2 separate regions of the Homo sapiens genome follow, and region 2 is linked to region 1. The links are chromatin loops, found by intact Hi-C in ENCODE. Cell type or tissue: psoas muscle. All regions are shown on one strand. Each heading gives the region's core, and the rest is flanking DNA. Links, peaks and the distances in the headings are about the cores only.

Region 1 (7,767 bases), core at 1,669-6,668:
AGGCCGAGGCGGGCAGATCATGAGGTCAGGAGTTCAAGACCAGCCTGGCCAACATAGTGAAACCCCGTCTCTACTAAAAACACAAAAAATTAGCCAGGTGTGGTGGTGGGCGCCTGTAGTCCCAGCTACTTGGGAGGCTGAAGCAGGAGAATTGCTTGAACCTGGGAATCGGAAGTTGCAGGGAGCCGAGATCTCGCCCCTGCACTCCAGCCTGGGTGACACACCGAGACTGTCACACACACACACACAAAAAGACTACAGTAAGGTCTTTTCATTTTCATTTCTTTCTTTGTGTGTGTGTGTGTGTGTGTGTGTGATGAAGTCTCACTCTGTTATCCAGGCTGGAGTGCAGTGGTACAGTCTTGGCTCACTGCAGCCTCCGCCTCCCAGGTTCAAGCGATTCTCCTGCCTCAGCCTCCAGAGTAGCTGGGATTACAGGTGCCTGCCACCACACCTGGCTAATTTTTGTATTTTTAGTAGAGATGGGGTTTCACCATGTTGGCCAGGCTGGTCTCAAACTCCTGGCCTCAAGCAATCTACTCACCTCGGCCTCCCAAAATGCTGGGATTACAGGCATACGCCACCGCACCTGGCCAAATTAGTGATATTTTCAAAGTGAAAGAAAGTTAACTTTTAAGCAGTGGTATAAATTGCTGAGCACTTGATGTTAGCCTCTTCTATGGTGGATAAGCTGTATTAAATTTGAAATTTACACTACAAAAATAGCTTTGCAGGAGTACAAATATTAATATAACCTTACCTCAGACAGATTTTTTATTACTGGAAACAACTTTTGTATGTAAAAATATATATTAATGGCTGGAGCAGAAGAAAAATACCAACCACAGATGGTAAGCATTTTCTTGCAGAGTCACATCAAATTTTGACATTAGCCCTGGAAAACAGAAAAATGTTTTAAACAAAAGCTTTGAAATATTCTGATAACCATGTGTAGATTTTCACTTATGGTCTCGGATGCTATCATAAAGAATACACCTTTAAGTGATTAGTAAAATACATTAATGAAAAAGTTTAAAACTTTTGGTCGGCTGGGTGCAGTAGCTCACGCCTATAATCCCAGCGCTGTGGGAGGCCAAGGCAGGAGGACTGCTTGAGCCCAAGAGTTTGAGACCAGCCTGGCAACATAGTGAGGCCCTGTCTCAAAAAAAAAAAAAAAAAAAAAAATCAGCGGAGTATGTTGCCATATGCCTGTAGTCTCAGCTACTCAGGAAACTGAGGAGGTAGGATTGCTTGAGCCTGGAAGGTTGAGGCTGTAGTGACCCGTGATCATGCCACTGCACTCCAGCCTGGGCAACAGCGTGAGACCCTGTCTCACACAAACAAAAAACATTTTCTTAGAAAATGCTATTGAATGAGTTGCTGTTATAGCATTTCACTGGACAGTTATATTAAATATCATTTATGGGAAAGGATTAATTTTATTGGTATAAAACAGGTGGTGTCACTATATTTGAGACAGATACCTAAAACAATGATTTGATAAAACATGAACAATTCTCCTGAAAATAAATTAGAAGTCATAAGGGAATAAAAATGATTTGAAAAGATTTTCTGCAATTTTTATACCCATCAAAGGCATGTGCATGCACAATTTACTTTCGAAGTAGATTTCCATTTTAGGAAGAGAGTAAAGGGTGAATTCCCTAAGAATTGTTATCTCTCCCATTTTTTTTTCTCAAAAATATATCTAAAACTGTTGCTGTGATAAAGCACAGTTGCTGTGATAAAGCAATTGGGTGCATTTAATGCTGAAAGTTTAGCTTTCCTTAATACTGTAATTTAGAAGAGTGCAGTTCATTTTGTTGTTGTTGTTGTTGGCTTAGAACAACACACATTTATTTCCTTTACAGTTCTGGAGGTCAGAAGTTTGAAAATGGGCCTCACTGGGCTAACATCAAGGTGTCAGCAGGGCTGCCTTCCTTCTGGAGGTTCTAGGGTACAATCTGTTTCTTGCCTTTTCCAGTGTATAGAGGCCACCTACATTCTTTGACTCATGTCCCTTTCTTTCACCTTCAAAGTCAGCAGCATAGCATCTTAGTATCTTCCTTTTTTTTTTGAGATGGAGTCTTGCTTTGTCCCCCAGGCTGCAGGTGCACTGGTATGATCTCAGCTCACTGCAACCTCTGCCTCCCAGGTTCAAGCAATTCTCCTGCCTCAGCCTCCGGAGTAGCTGGGATTATAGGCGCACGCCACCATGCCTGGTGAATTTTTGTATTTTTTTTAAATAGAGACAGGGTTTCACCCTGTTGGCCAGGCTGGTCTTGAACTCCTGACCTCAAGTGATTCGCCCGCCTCGGCCTCCCAAAGTGCTGGGATTACAGGCATGAGCCACCACGCCTGGCCAGGAGTGCAGTTCTTAAAGTGTGGTTCCCTGATGAGCAGCATCACCTGGGACCTTAGATACGCAATTCTAGAGCCCCACCCTAGACTGTCCCTCTGAGAAACTCTGGAGCTGGGACCCAGCAATCTGTTTAACAAGTTCTCCTGGTGATTCTGATGCAGGCTGAAGTTTGAGAACCGCTGGGATAGCGGTTCCCAAACTTGGTTGTTTGTCAGAGTCCCCTCTGGAGCTTTTATAAATACTTCTCAGCCTGACCACAGAAAATTTGGATGCAGTAGGTCTGGGATGGGGCTAGGAACCTGCTTTTTCAACCACAGATGACCTGGGTTTGGGAGCCATTGGTTAAAAAGCATTATTAATGAAATTTAGTCCAGGTTGTTAATGAGTCCGTCTCCCTCCCTTCCTCCTTTCTTTTCCTTTCCCTCCCTGTCTCCCTCTTTCCCTCCCTTTCTTCCTTCTTTCTTAAAAAAATTCTCTTTCACAAGACTGTCCTTTAATTATTATAATTTTTCCATCTCAGTAATCAGTAACTTCAAGGCCTAGTACAGTGCCTCGAACATATAAATTAATAAATGCTGGTGCTCATGCTTGTAATCCCAGGACTTGGGGAGGCCGAGGTGGGCAGATCACCTGAGGTCAAGAGTTCGAGACTAGTCTGGCCAACGTGGAGAAACCCTGTCTCTACTAAAAAATACAAAAATTAGCTGGGGGTGGTGGCAGGCACCTGTAATCTCAGCTACTTGGGAGGCTGAGGCAGGAGAATCTCTTGAACCCGGGATGCGGAGTTTGCAGTGAGCCAAGATCGAGCCACTGCACTTTAGCCTGGGTGACACAGAGAGACTCTATCTCAAAACAAAACAAAACGGTGATTGAATGAATCTCATAATAATATTTTGATGTGTAAAGAATGGTCCTGTTTTCATGTCCAATGCTATTTTCCTTTTCTCAAAGACTTTTACACCTGAATGCATGTAATTGATTTTATATAAGATTCCCATCTGTTAATTTTCTGCTTTATCTTTCCCAAGTTCCAGCTATTAATTTGGTAGTTCCCTACATGTTGTCATTATAATGTACATACATCCCCCTTTGGGGACATAACCATGTCCCCAAGGGAAGAGAAACATATACACTTTTCTTTTTTTAAAGGTGTCTAACCCAATCATCTCTGAAATCTGAGCCTGGACTAGTTGAGGCCATTCACCTAAGAAAGGCCTGCAAAATTACTTTCTTATTAGTAGTATTCTGTGTGTGTGTGTGTGTGTGTGTGTGTGTGTGTGTGTGTGTGTGTGCGCGCGTGTGTTTTGTCACTTTGTTGCCCAGGCTGCAGTGCAGTGGCACAATAATGGCTCACTGCAGCCTTGACCTCCTGGGCTCCATGATCCTCCCACCTTGGCCATCCAAATTGCTGAGATTACAGGTGTTAGCCACCACGCTTGGCCCCTATTCTGTTTTATTTTTTCTTTTATTTTACTTCATTTTATTTTATTTTATTTTTATTTATTTATTTATTTATTTTTGAGACAGAGTTTCACTCTTGTTGCCCAGGTTGGAGTGCAATGGCTCGATCTCGGTTCACCGCAATCTCTGCCTCCTGGGTTCAATTGATTCTCCTGCCTCAGCCTCGAGAGTAGCTGGGATTACAGGCATGCACCACCATGCCCAGCTAATTTTGTATGTTTAGTAGAGACATGGTTTCTCCATATTGGTCAGGCTGGTCTCAAACTCCCGACCTCAGGTGATCCGCCAGCCTCGGCCTCCCAAAGTGCTGGGATTACAGGCATGAACCACCGCATCTGGCCTAATTTACTTCATTTTAAACATTTAGTTACTTAAAAAAAAATCTACAGTCAATGTCAAATAATATTTAACATGGCAAGGAAAACAAGATGAACATCCATGTACCTGCTTTAAAAAAAAATCATTACCAGTAGTTTTTTTTTTTTTTTTTTTTTTTGAGATGGAGTCTTGTTCTGTGGCCCAGGCTGGAGTGCAGTGGCATGATCTTGGCTCATTGCAACCTCCGCATCCTGGGTTCAAGTGATTCTCCTGCCTCAACCTCCTGAATAGCTGGGATTACAGGCACAGGCACCTGCCACCATGCCCGGATAATTTTTGTATTTTTAGTAGCGATGGGGTTTCCCCATGTTGGCCAGGCTGGTCTTGAACTCCTGACCTCAAGTGATCTGCCTGCCTCGGCCTCCCAAAGTGCTGGGATTACAGGTGTGAGTCACTGCACCCGGCCTTCTTTCTTTTTTTTTTTTTGTTTTTGAGGCAGAGTCTCAGTCTGCTGCCTAGAATGGAATGCAGTGGCACTGGAATGCAGTAGTGTGATCACGGCTCACTGCAACCTTGACCTCCGTGGACTCAGGTGATCCTCCTATTTCAGCCTCCTGAGTAGTTGGGCCTATAGGTGCATGCCACCACTCCTGGCTAATTTTTTGTAGATATGGGGTTTTGCCATGTTGCTCAGGCTGGTTTCAAACTCCTGGGCTCAAGTGATTCCTCTGCCTCGGCCTCCCAAAGTGCTAGGATTACAGGCATGAGTCACCATGCCCAGCCCTTGAATGGTTTTAAAGTGTTATTCTTATCCGAATATTTGTTTTAAACAACAGGATTTAAACTTACAGGAAAACCTAAATACAGACCTCTGCACGTTAACCCTATATACATTTTTCTATGCTGTCACTTACATATTTGAATGTACTGCTTTCAACTTCAAAACAAGCAGTCTCCCCCAGGTCTCCCATGACGTTCTGAAATCCTAACTTCTATTACCTAATACAAGGCTACAAATTATGTTAGTTGGGTGGTTGGGAACAAAGCATGTGCCATAAAAATAAGGCAAATGTGAATGTGTACATTTGCTAAGTTTTTTGCCACTGTCTGCCCTCTTAAATTGTGGTAGCAGCTATTGTTCACATTGATATATTACATTGATATTGATATTGTTCACATCGTATGGGCATGGGGGAAAGAGAAAGGGAGCAAAGGGAGAAAGAGACAGAGAGAGAGAGAGAGAGAGAGCGAGCCAGAGAGCGCGTGAGTGCCCAGGAGGCAGGAGAGAGGTGCGTCCCATTGCCCCAGAAGGAAGCTGGGAGCTTCTAACGGAGGCTGTACCCCTCACTCACATATATATTTATAGTACAAGGAAGCACTTCTAAGGGACCTTGTTCATTGCTTTGCACAAAATAGCCACTTAATATTTGAAATCATGCAGACTCTGTTGTCTGGTCACAATGGAATCAAACTAGAAATCAGTAACAGAAAGATAGGAAAATATCAAAACACTTGGAAATTAAACAACACACTTCTAAATAACCCAGTGGTCAAGGAGGAAGTTTCAAAGAAGAGCAAAAATACAGAATTTGTGGGACATGGCTGAAGGGGAGCTGAGAGGGAAATTTATAGCAATTAAGGTATATATTAGAAATAAATAATCTAATAATAAATAATAAATAATCTAAGCTCCTGCTTCAAGAACCTAGAAAAAGAAGAAAAAAATCAAAAAGAAAAAAGAATATAGTAAAGACAAGTGAATATATCAAATAAACTGAACATAGAACCTAATTCATAAAATCAATACAAAAATTTGATTTTTTAAAAGGATAAAATAATTGGCAAGCCTCTCACAGGGAGAAAAAAAGACACAAATTGCTAATGTTACAAAATAAAATGAAATGGGCTGGTGCGGTGGCTTACGCGTGTAATCCCAGCACTTTGGGAGGCTGAGGCGGGTAGATCACTTGAGGTTAGGAGTTTGAGACCAGCCTAGCCAACATAGTGAAACCCTGTCTCTACTAAAAATATGAAAATTAGCCGGGCATGGTGGCGGGCACCAGTAATCCCCAGCTACTCAGGAGGCTGAGGCAGGAGAATCGCTTGAACCTGGGAGGCAGAGGTTGCAGTGAGCTGAGATTATGCCACTGTACTCCAGCCTGGGCGACAGAGTGAGACATCGTCTCAAAAAAAAAAAAAAAAAAAAAAAAAGAAGAAGAAGAAGAAATGGGGGATATATATTCTACAGACATTAAAGAGATGATTAGGAAATACTAAAACTAATTCTACATAAATTCAACAACTTAGATGAAATGGACCAATTCCTCAAAAAAATGAAAATAACCTACCACAATTCATCCAATATGTAATGGATAAGAACAGCCCTATGACTATTAAGAAAATTAAATTTGTAATTAAAAAATTCACAAACAAGAAGTCTCCAGACCCAGATAATTTTACTAGAGAATTCTACCAGTTAAAAAATAATTAACACCAGCCGGGTGCAGTGGCTCACACCTGTAATCCCAGCACTTTGGGAGGCCGAGGTGGGCGGATCATGTCAGGAGATCGAAACCATCTTGGCTAACATGGTGAAACCCCGTCTCTACTAAAATACAAAAAATTAGCTGGGCGTGGTGGCGTGTGCCTGTAATCCCAGCTACTTGGGAGGCTGAGGCAGGGGAATCACTTGAACCTTGGAGGCGGAGGTTGCAGTGACCTGAGATCGCGCCACTGCACTCCAGCCTGGAGATAGAGCAAGACTCCATCTCAAAAAAATAAAAAATAGATAAATAAATAAATAAAAATAATTAACACTGCTGGGCGCGGTGGCTCATGCCTGTAATTCCAGAACTTTGGGAGGCAAAGGTGGGCGGATCACAAGGTCAAGAGATGGAGACCATCCTGGCCAACATGGTTAAACCCCGTCTCTACTGAAAATATAAAAATTAGCTGGGCATGCTGGCATGTGCCTGTAATCCCAGCTACTTGGGAGGCTAAGGCAGGAGAATTGCTTGAACCTGGGAGGCGGAGGTTTCAGTGAGCCGAGATCACGCCACTGCACTCTAGCCTGGGCGACAGAGCAAGACTCCATCTAAAAAAAAAAAAATTATTATATTATTAACACCAATTCTGCCTAAACTCTTTCAGAAAATAGAAGAGAACACCATCGCTCAATCATTCTAAGAAGTTAGTATTTACTCTGACACCAAAACCAAAGAAAGCACACACAAAAAAGGAGAAAACTGCCAACCAATACACATCATAAATAAAGATGCAAAATCCTTAACAAAATATTAGCAAATATAATTAATCAATATATAAGAATTACACAACATGACAAAGTGGGGTTTATTCCAAGGATGCATAGCTCATTGATATTTGAAAACTAATCAATGTAGTCTACCATACTAAAAGGCTAAAAAGAAAAAAAAAGAATGTCAATTAATTTCAGAAAAAAAGTATTTGACAAAATTCAACACCAACTCATAATAAAATTGAGATAAAATAGGTATATGGAGAGAATTTCCCCAATTTGATAAAAAAAAAAACTGCCAAAATATTACAGTTAGCATTATAAAGTGCTGGGATTACAGGTGTGAGCCACTGCACCCGGCCTTCTTTCT
Region 2 (7,767 bases), core at 1,346-6,345, 820 kb after region 1:
CTTGAGTCGCAGGGACTACAAGCACACACCACCACACCCAGATAATTTTTTTATTAATGTTTTTGTAGAGACAGGGGTCTCACTATGTTGTCCAGGCTAATCTTGAACTACTGGCCTCCAGTGATCCTTACACCTAAGCCTCCCAAGGTTCTGGGATTACAGGCATAAGCCACCATGCCCAGCCTGAAAGTAATTTAGAACTGGCTTTTAAGCCATATAAGAAAAATTAAGCTGGGTGCGGTGACTCATGCCTATAATCCCAGCATTTTGGGACACCAAAGTGGGAGAATTGCTTGAGCCCACTGGTTTGAGAGCAACCTAGGCAACATAGCAAGACCCCTGTCTCTACAAAAAAATTAAAGAATTAGCCAGGTGTGGTTATGCTCACCTGTAGTGCTAGCTACCTGTGAGGCTGAGGTGGGAGGATCACTTGAGCCAAAGAGTTTGAGGCTGCAGTGAGCCATGACCACACCTCTGTACTCCCAGCCTGGGCAACAGAGGAAGACCTTGTCATAAATAAATAAATAAATAAATAAAGCAAGCTCTCCTCTTTGTTACCGAACCAAACCAGGTCGGTCTGTCCACGTGCAATGTAAAGCCAAACACTGAAGCACCAGACTTTTTATTGCAAGGTGGCTGAGCAAGAAGACAGGCTCAAATATGTCTCTTCAATCTGGAGTCTGGAACAAATTTTAAGTGTGAGGGAGGACACGGGCATAGGTGGAAGTGCTGGCAGGACAGGTTTTGATCCGAAGGACTTCAAACAGTACCACTTATGGTAAGATATGGTAAAGGGTCTTATCACTGGACGTTCCTGGGCTTGGACCCGTTGCTTTTGAAAGTGTTCCTGTGCTCATATTCCAGCCATGTCCCAATCTTTTGGTTCTGTTGAGGGGCAAGACTTTAGTTCCCGGGTTATTTGAGGTTAAAGTCTCCCTTTCTGCACATGTTCTGACTGTAATGACTTGCAACTTCTTGGCTCTGTGCCGGTAAAATAACTTGATACCCCATTATTAGCGGAGTAGAACCAGTTAGAACTAATCCAGCAGTTACACTCTCCAATGTGTAGGTCTTATGATGTTTAAATCTATAACATGAATCCAGATTATTTGTGCTTTAATGGGGCCACAGTGTCACAAACAATTCCTCTTAGAGATTAATCCAAGAACTCCTGCTTTACTCTTCTCTGTAGCTTGCTGATGTTACGTTCTTTTTTTGTTGTTGTTGATGGTTTTTTTTTTTTTTTTTTTGAGACGAAGTCTCACTCTGTCGCCCAGGCTGGAGTGCAATGGCGCAATCTCCGCTCACTGCAAGCTCCGCCTCCCGGGTTCACGCCATTCTCCTGCCTCAGCCTCCCAAGTAGCTGGGACTACAGGTGCCCACCACCACACCCGGCTAATTTTTTGTATTTTTAGTAGAATGGGGTTTCACGATGTTCGCCAGGATGGTCTTGATCTCCTGACCTTGTGAACGGCCTGCCTCGGCCTCCCAAAGTGCTGGGATTACAGGTGTGAGCCACCGCGCCCGGCCTCTTTTTTTTTTTTTTTTTTTCCTGAGATGGGGTCTCACTCAGTTATCCAGGCTAGAGTGCAGTGGTGTGATCATAGCTCACCGCAGCCTCAGACTCCTGGGTTCAAGCAGTCCTCCCATCTAGGCATTCCAAAATGCTGGGATTACAGGTGTGAGCCACTGCACCTGACCTGATGTTACCTTCTGCTACATAGCCTAGCACTGCTGTCAATTTTTTTTTTTTTTTGCGACAGAGTCTTGCTCTGTCGCCCAGGCTGGAGTGCAGTGGTGCAATCTCTGCTCACTGCAACCTCCACCTCCCTGGTTCAAGCGATTCTGCCTCAGCCTCCTGAGGAGCTGGGACTACAGGCATGTGCCACCCCGCCCAGCTAATTTTGTTTGTATTTTTAGAGAGATGAGGTTTCCCTGTGTTAGCCAGGATTGTCTTGATCTCCTGACCTCATGATCCACCCACCTCGGCCTCCCAAAGTGCTGGGATTACAGGCGTGAGCCACCATGCCCGGCTGCACTGCTGTCAGTTTATCTCAGAGACTATGTTCTGCTTTTACAGTCTTAGCAAAAAAACGAAAAAAAAAAAATTCCCATTGCTCATTACTATAAGCCAAGCTAATCGGTTTTTCTTTGTAGTTGCTACTAGTATTATCTCTATGCCTGTAAAGAGTCTTAAGAAAAAACAGTCCTGGGCGAGTTGTTTTTGTTTTCATACCCATATACAGACACATACTTTGTTCTTTGTTGTTTCATGCCCTGCCCTCACCCCACTATCCCCATAGCTCCAATCTTTCATCCTTGTTTTCACATAGCACATTATGATCAGGTTCTGAAACACAAAATTTTGTATTTATCTTGCTAAGGAGAAAGAAAGCAGTAACCCCAAGGAGAAATTATTTTTAATTTATTTTGGAATTCCTTTTGCTTATTCTGTGGATTATATCCCAAATTAGAAATTTAAACTGAGGCTGGGAGCGGTGGCTCATGCCTGTAATCCCAGGACTTTGGGAGGCCGAGGCAGGCAGATTACCTGAGGTCAGGAATTCAAGACCAGCCTGGCCAACATGGTGAAACACTGTCTCTACTAAAAATACAAAAATTAGCTGGACGTGGTGGTGGGCGCCTGTAATTCCAGCTACTCAGGAGGCTGAGGCAGGAGAATTGCTTGAACCTGGGAGGCAGAGGTTGCAGTGAGCCAAGACTGCGCCACTGCATTCCAGAGCGAAACTCTGTCTCAAAAAAAAAAAATGGTTTAAACTGTCTGAAAGTCTTGGCCTGCACTCCAGTCACTGGGAGGTCTTTTGCAGGAGAGGGGTAGGCAGTGAGAGGAGGGTGGGGACGCATGCTGTTGGATTGCTTTGGCCGCGCGTGTGAACTAAACTTCGCGTCCAAGTCTGGGATTCTCGCCTTCCATTCATAGTCAGTGGTTTCTTGCTGCCCTTCCTTCCTCCCTCCCTCCCTCCTCCCTTCCTTCCTTCCTCCCTCCCTCTCTCCCTCTCCCTTCCCTCCCTGCCTCCTTCCTTCCTTCCCTCCCTCCCTCCCTTCCCTCCCTCCTTCTTTCTTTCTTGCCTTCCATTCATATTTTCATATTCAAGGGTTTCTTGCTGTTTTCTATCTTTTCTCTTCTTTCTTTCCTTTTTTTTTTTTTTTTTTTGAGACGGAGTTTGCTCTTGTTGCCCAGACTGGAGTGCAATGGCCCCATCTCCGCTCACTGCAACCTCCGCCTCCCGGATTCAAGCGATTCTCCTGCCTCAGCCTCCCAAGTAGCTGGAATTACAGGCACGCACCACCTTGCCTGGCTAATTTTTGTAGTTTTGGTAGAGATAGGGTTTCACCGTGTTGGCCAGGCTGGTCTCGAACCCCTGACCTCAAGTGATCCGCCCACCTTGACCTCCCAAAATGCTGGGATTACAGGCGTGAACCACCATGCCCGGCCGCTGTTCCTTATAAATACAAGTCACACTGGGCCTCTGCACTCTCTCGTCCATCAGCCTGGAATTATCTTCCTTCTCCCCAAACACTCCTCTATCCAGTTCAGTCTCTTTGTAATGTGGCCTGCGCTGACCTCGGGCTTCCCAGCCCTCCCTGCCCACGCCCCTCACCGCAGCACCCCCCGCATGCCTACCGCTTTCCCTTCCGCAGCACTATCGCCCTCTAACACCCTGTCACTTACTGATGAGACCTGAAATCAGCGGCTCTGTCTCCCCTGGACTGTAAGTCCCAAGGAAGGCAGGGCCCTTGGTTTTATTCACTCATGGATCCCAAGCACCTGGAACGTTACAGGCGTTCAACGACCACAAAGGAACAAGTGAATGCACGAACCAACGCACTAGATAGATGGGTACCAATCCTTGTGTGAGGGCCACTGCCCCCCACGTGGATACCGGACACCAGGCCAGCTCTTGCTGGCAAGGGGCCTCGGGTCCAGCGGAGAGAGGGGCGAGGACACCGCGTGGCCATCAAGGCTCTTCCAGGAGGACGATCCCTAACACACGTGAGAACGCGTTCAAAAGGCAGTTCCACCCGGCTTCTCCGGGCTTCCGGCGACGGCCAAGGAAAACACGACCGAAATCCTCACCGAGCCGCGGCCGCCCGCTCGCACGCCCCTCGCCCTCGCCGGGCCGCTCCTCACGGCTTCAGCCTCCGCTCCTCGGCCTCGCCCGCTCCGCTCTCAGTCGCCCGCCAAGCGCTCAGACCGTTTGTTCTACACCGCCAGGCGGGGGCGCGCGAGGGTGCGGCCGGAGAGCGGTTTTCCTGATCTGCCTAGAAACTCGTGACGCCCACGCGAAAGCTCAGCAGGGTTGGCTGAGATGAGAGGGGCGAGCAGGAAGCTACAACGACGGGAGGGGAGCGCGGGGAAGATGAGGGTGGGGAAGGCTGAAACCTGTGGGGCAGAAAGCGCGTGTTTGGCGCCGCATAACCACTTCTGAATAACGCAATGTGGAAACAAAAGGAAAGGGATCGTTTGCAGCAAAGCTCGGCTGTATGAGGAAAACAAGAGGTTGTTCTCCCCTGTGGCTGTTGTTTTCGTGGTGCGGCCCGGACACGTGAGCCGGCCCGCGTCTCAGAGAGTTGCGCGCGAAGCCACGTTCCCGCCTTGGACATCCCGGCTCGCTTGGCCGAGCTTGCGGCCTCTGCTGGCTGCTCCCTGGCGGGCTGGGAGATGTATTTGGCGGAGTTTTGACAATGGATAATTTGCAAAAAGTCTTGTTTTTTTGTTTTGAAACAGAGTCTCGCTCTGTCGCCAGGCTGGCCTGCAGTGGCACGATCTCAGCCCACTGCAACCTCTGCCTCCTGGGTTCAAGCGATTCTCCTGCCTCAGCCTCCCGAGTAGCTGGGACTACAGGCATGCGCCACCACGTCCAACTAATTTTTGTAATTTTAGTAGAGACGTGGTTTCACCACGTTGGTCAGGCTGGTCTCAAACTCCTGACCTCAGGTGATCCGTCTTGGGATTACAGGCATGAGCCACTGCGCCCGGCCCAAAGCCCACTTCTTATATGCTGATATCTGCACTGCTGGAGTGCAGTGGCGCGATCTCTGCTCACTGCAAGTCTGTACTCTTCAGGCATTTTACCGCTAGACTGTGCTGTGACAGTATGTGTGTTGAGAACTGTGACCACAATGTGCTCACAGAAGAGGAGCTCTCCCTTACATTCAGTGATCTGGCAACTCTCACTCTGATTCTCCTCATCCTGTACAGCTTCATGCCTTTGACTCTTACTGTGTCTTCTTTGCTTAACTCACCTGTTACCTCCTCCAAGAAGTCTTCATTAATCCCTTTCCCTCATTAAAGGCCTCCTTGTTTCCCCATGGTACCTTGTGAATACTTTTATCTTAGCAGTTGTCATGTGGGGAAATGACCTGTTTATGCATTTATCTTCTTTACCAGCATATGTCAGGGACTGGCACATAGAAGTTGCTCAATAAATGCTTCTCAAATGCTGCGTACAGCACCTGCTACATTATCTTGGCATCCAGTCCTTCTGCTGCCCTGACTGTCCCTTCCTCTCCCTACTCTGCATCCATGTGGGAGATGGACACTTAGCTGCCGGGGTGCTCCAGCTGGGACAGGCTCTGATACAGCTCCGCCAGTGCTGCCATCTTGGTAAACATTTCCCACCATGACCAGACTATCCACATTGCTTCTCATGAAATTCCAACCCCCTGAAGGACATCCATACTGAGGAATGTTCCTTTGCTGGCCTGCTCTAGGGCAAGCACTGGGCCACCTTGCTCCAAGGGCCTTTCTCCAAGCTACTTGGTGGGTGCTACTTTCATGCAGCTGGGCAAGGAGCCAAAATTCCCAGAGTCTGTGCTGGGAATTGTCCCATTGGCTCTGGTTGTATTAAATACTTTATTATTAAATAGTTTGTTAAATACTTTTTAGTTCCATTTAGTCTCTTTGAGTATCTGTAGATGTTAACAGGGCCTCAAGGTTATAGGAAAGTCCCTCCTCTAAACTGTAAGCCTGGGACCATACAAGGGCTCAATAAAAGTTGTTGAATGAAGTCCATGAAAAGTGGGCACTGAGCAGAATAAGTATCAAGGGAGGAAGAGAAACAGACATTCCAAGCTGAGGGAACAAAGGCAGGGGAATATTGCCTCCACTTCAAAGTGTTCCAGGAAACTTCGATTAATCAGGGCCTATCAATCAACTTCTTTTTCTCTGAGTGTCTATGACACTTGCATTTCAGTTTTTTGTTTTTGTGTTTTCCAGACACAACATCTCACTCTGTAGCCCTAGCTGGAGTGCAGTGGCATGATCAGAGCTCACTGCAGCCTCAAACTCCTGGGCTTAAGTGATCCTCCTGCCTCAGCCTCCCAAGTAGCTGGGACCACAGGCACCCACCATCACACTCTGCAAATTTTTTCATTTTCTTGTAGAGACAGGGTCTCACCATGTTGCCTGGTCTGGTCTTGAACCCCTCAAGCAATCCTCCCACCTCAGCTCCCAAAGTGCTGGATGAGTCACCTGCCCAGCCTCACTTTTCAGTTTTAACAGTTTCTTTGCAAGTAATAACAGACCAGACACACAGCTACCAAAAATCGGTGGTAAGTAATGGTTAGTCCCTAGACTGGATTCTAGAGCCAGATCAGAAACAGGTTTGATGAATCCTAGCACCATCACAGTGAGGGTGGGCAAGTGACTGGATCTCCATGCTTTGATTTCTCAAACAGAGATAGAGCCAGGCATAGAGGCTGGTGTCTGTAGTCCCAGGTACTCGGGAGTTTTTAGAGGTTGGAGGATTGCTTGAGCCCAGGAGTTTGAGGCCCCATTAGTCAAGCTATGATCATGCCACTGCACTCTAGCCTGGGCAACAGAGTGAGACCCCAACTCTTTAAAAAAAAAAAAAGAGGTAAAAATAGTGTGTACCTCATATATGGTATCTACCTCCTATGTGTTGTGATGATTAAATGAGCTAATTCACGTAGAAAATGCTCAGTAAATGTTACCTATTCTCTGCCTACTGTGTAGGAAATCTTCCTTTTATCTCTACCATGCCTCAGATATCTCTATTTGCTCCCTAACACCTTAAGGATATTTTATCATAACACAGTTAACTCATTGTTTATATTATCTGATATATCTGATATTAACTGATATTATATTATTGTTTATCATTCCCTCCCACTACACTCAAACATTGTCTGTTCATACATATTTGTTAAGTTACAACAGGGATCAAGGGAGACACAGTATATACCCCAAATAACTGAAAACAGGTACTCAAATACAAATATATATTCATAGCAGCACTACTTGGAATAGCCAAGAAGTAGAAGTAGCCCTACTGCGCATCAACAGATAAATGGATAGGGCCAGGCATGGTGGTTCATGCCTATAATCCTAGCACTCTGGGAGGCCAAGGCAGGAGGATCACTTGAGCTAAGGAGTTTGAAATCAGCCTGGGCAACACAGCGAGATGCTGTCATAAACAAATAAATACAAAGACAAACAGATGAACACATTGTGTTATATACATACAATGGAATATTATTCAGCCATAAGAAGAAAGGAAGTACTGATACATGCTACAAAATGGATGAACCTCAAAAACATTATGCTAAGTGAAGGAAGCCATGCCCAACACCCACCTATTATGATTCCATTTATATGAAGTATCCAGAATAGATAAATCTAGAGACAGAACCCAGATTGGTGGGTGCCAGAAGTTGGGAAGAGGAAGAAATGAGGAGCAACTTCTAATGAGGATGGAGTTTTCTTTTGGGGTCATTATTTTG

Evidence for each region. Peaks named below come from ENCODE experiments on the same cell type or tissue, not always from the same donor. Only the 100,000 strongest peaks of a DNase experiment are listed, where the experiment ranks them.
Region 2: it touches region 1 in a loop (11-fold over the local background); 2 of 110 quality-filtered maps call a loop at or near these places.

The regions. Positions count from the first base shown.
Region 1 is chr17:64,668,610-64,676,376 of GRCh38, reverse strand. No RefSeq gene overlaps it. Among named protein-coding and RNA genes, the nearest start is that of SMURF2, 10 kb to the right of the region's middle. In psoas muscle, for the core only: no CTCF peak of the experiment used is centred there; no DNase peak of the experiment used is centred there.
Region 2 is chr17:63,845,757-63,853,523 of GRCh38, reverse strand. No RefSeq gene overlaps it. Among named protein-coding and RNA genes, the nearest start is that of SMARCD2, 7.0 kb to the right of the region's middle. RefSeq lists a silencer at 701-995. In psoas muscle, for the core only: a CTCF peak has its summit at 4,228 (motif pointing right); DNase peaks (open chromatin) are centred at 4,273 and 4,593; H3K4me3 peaks cover 1,126 bases; H3K27ac peaks cover 682 bases.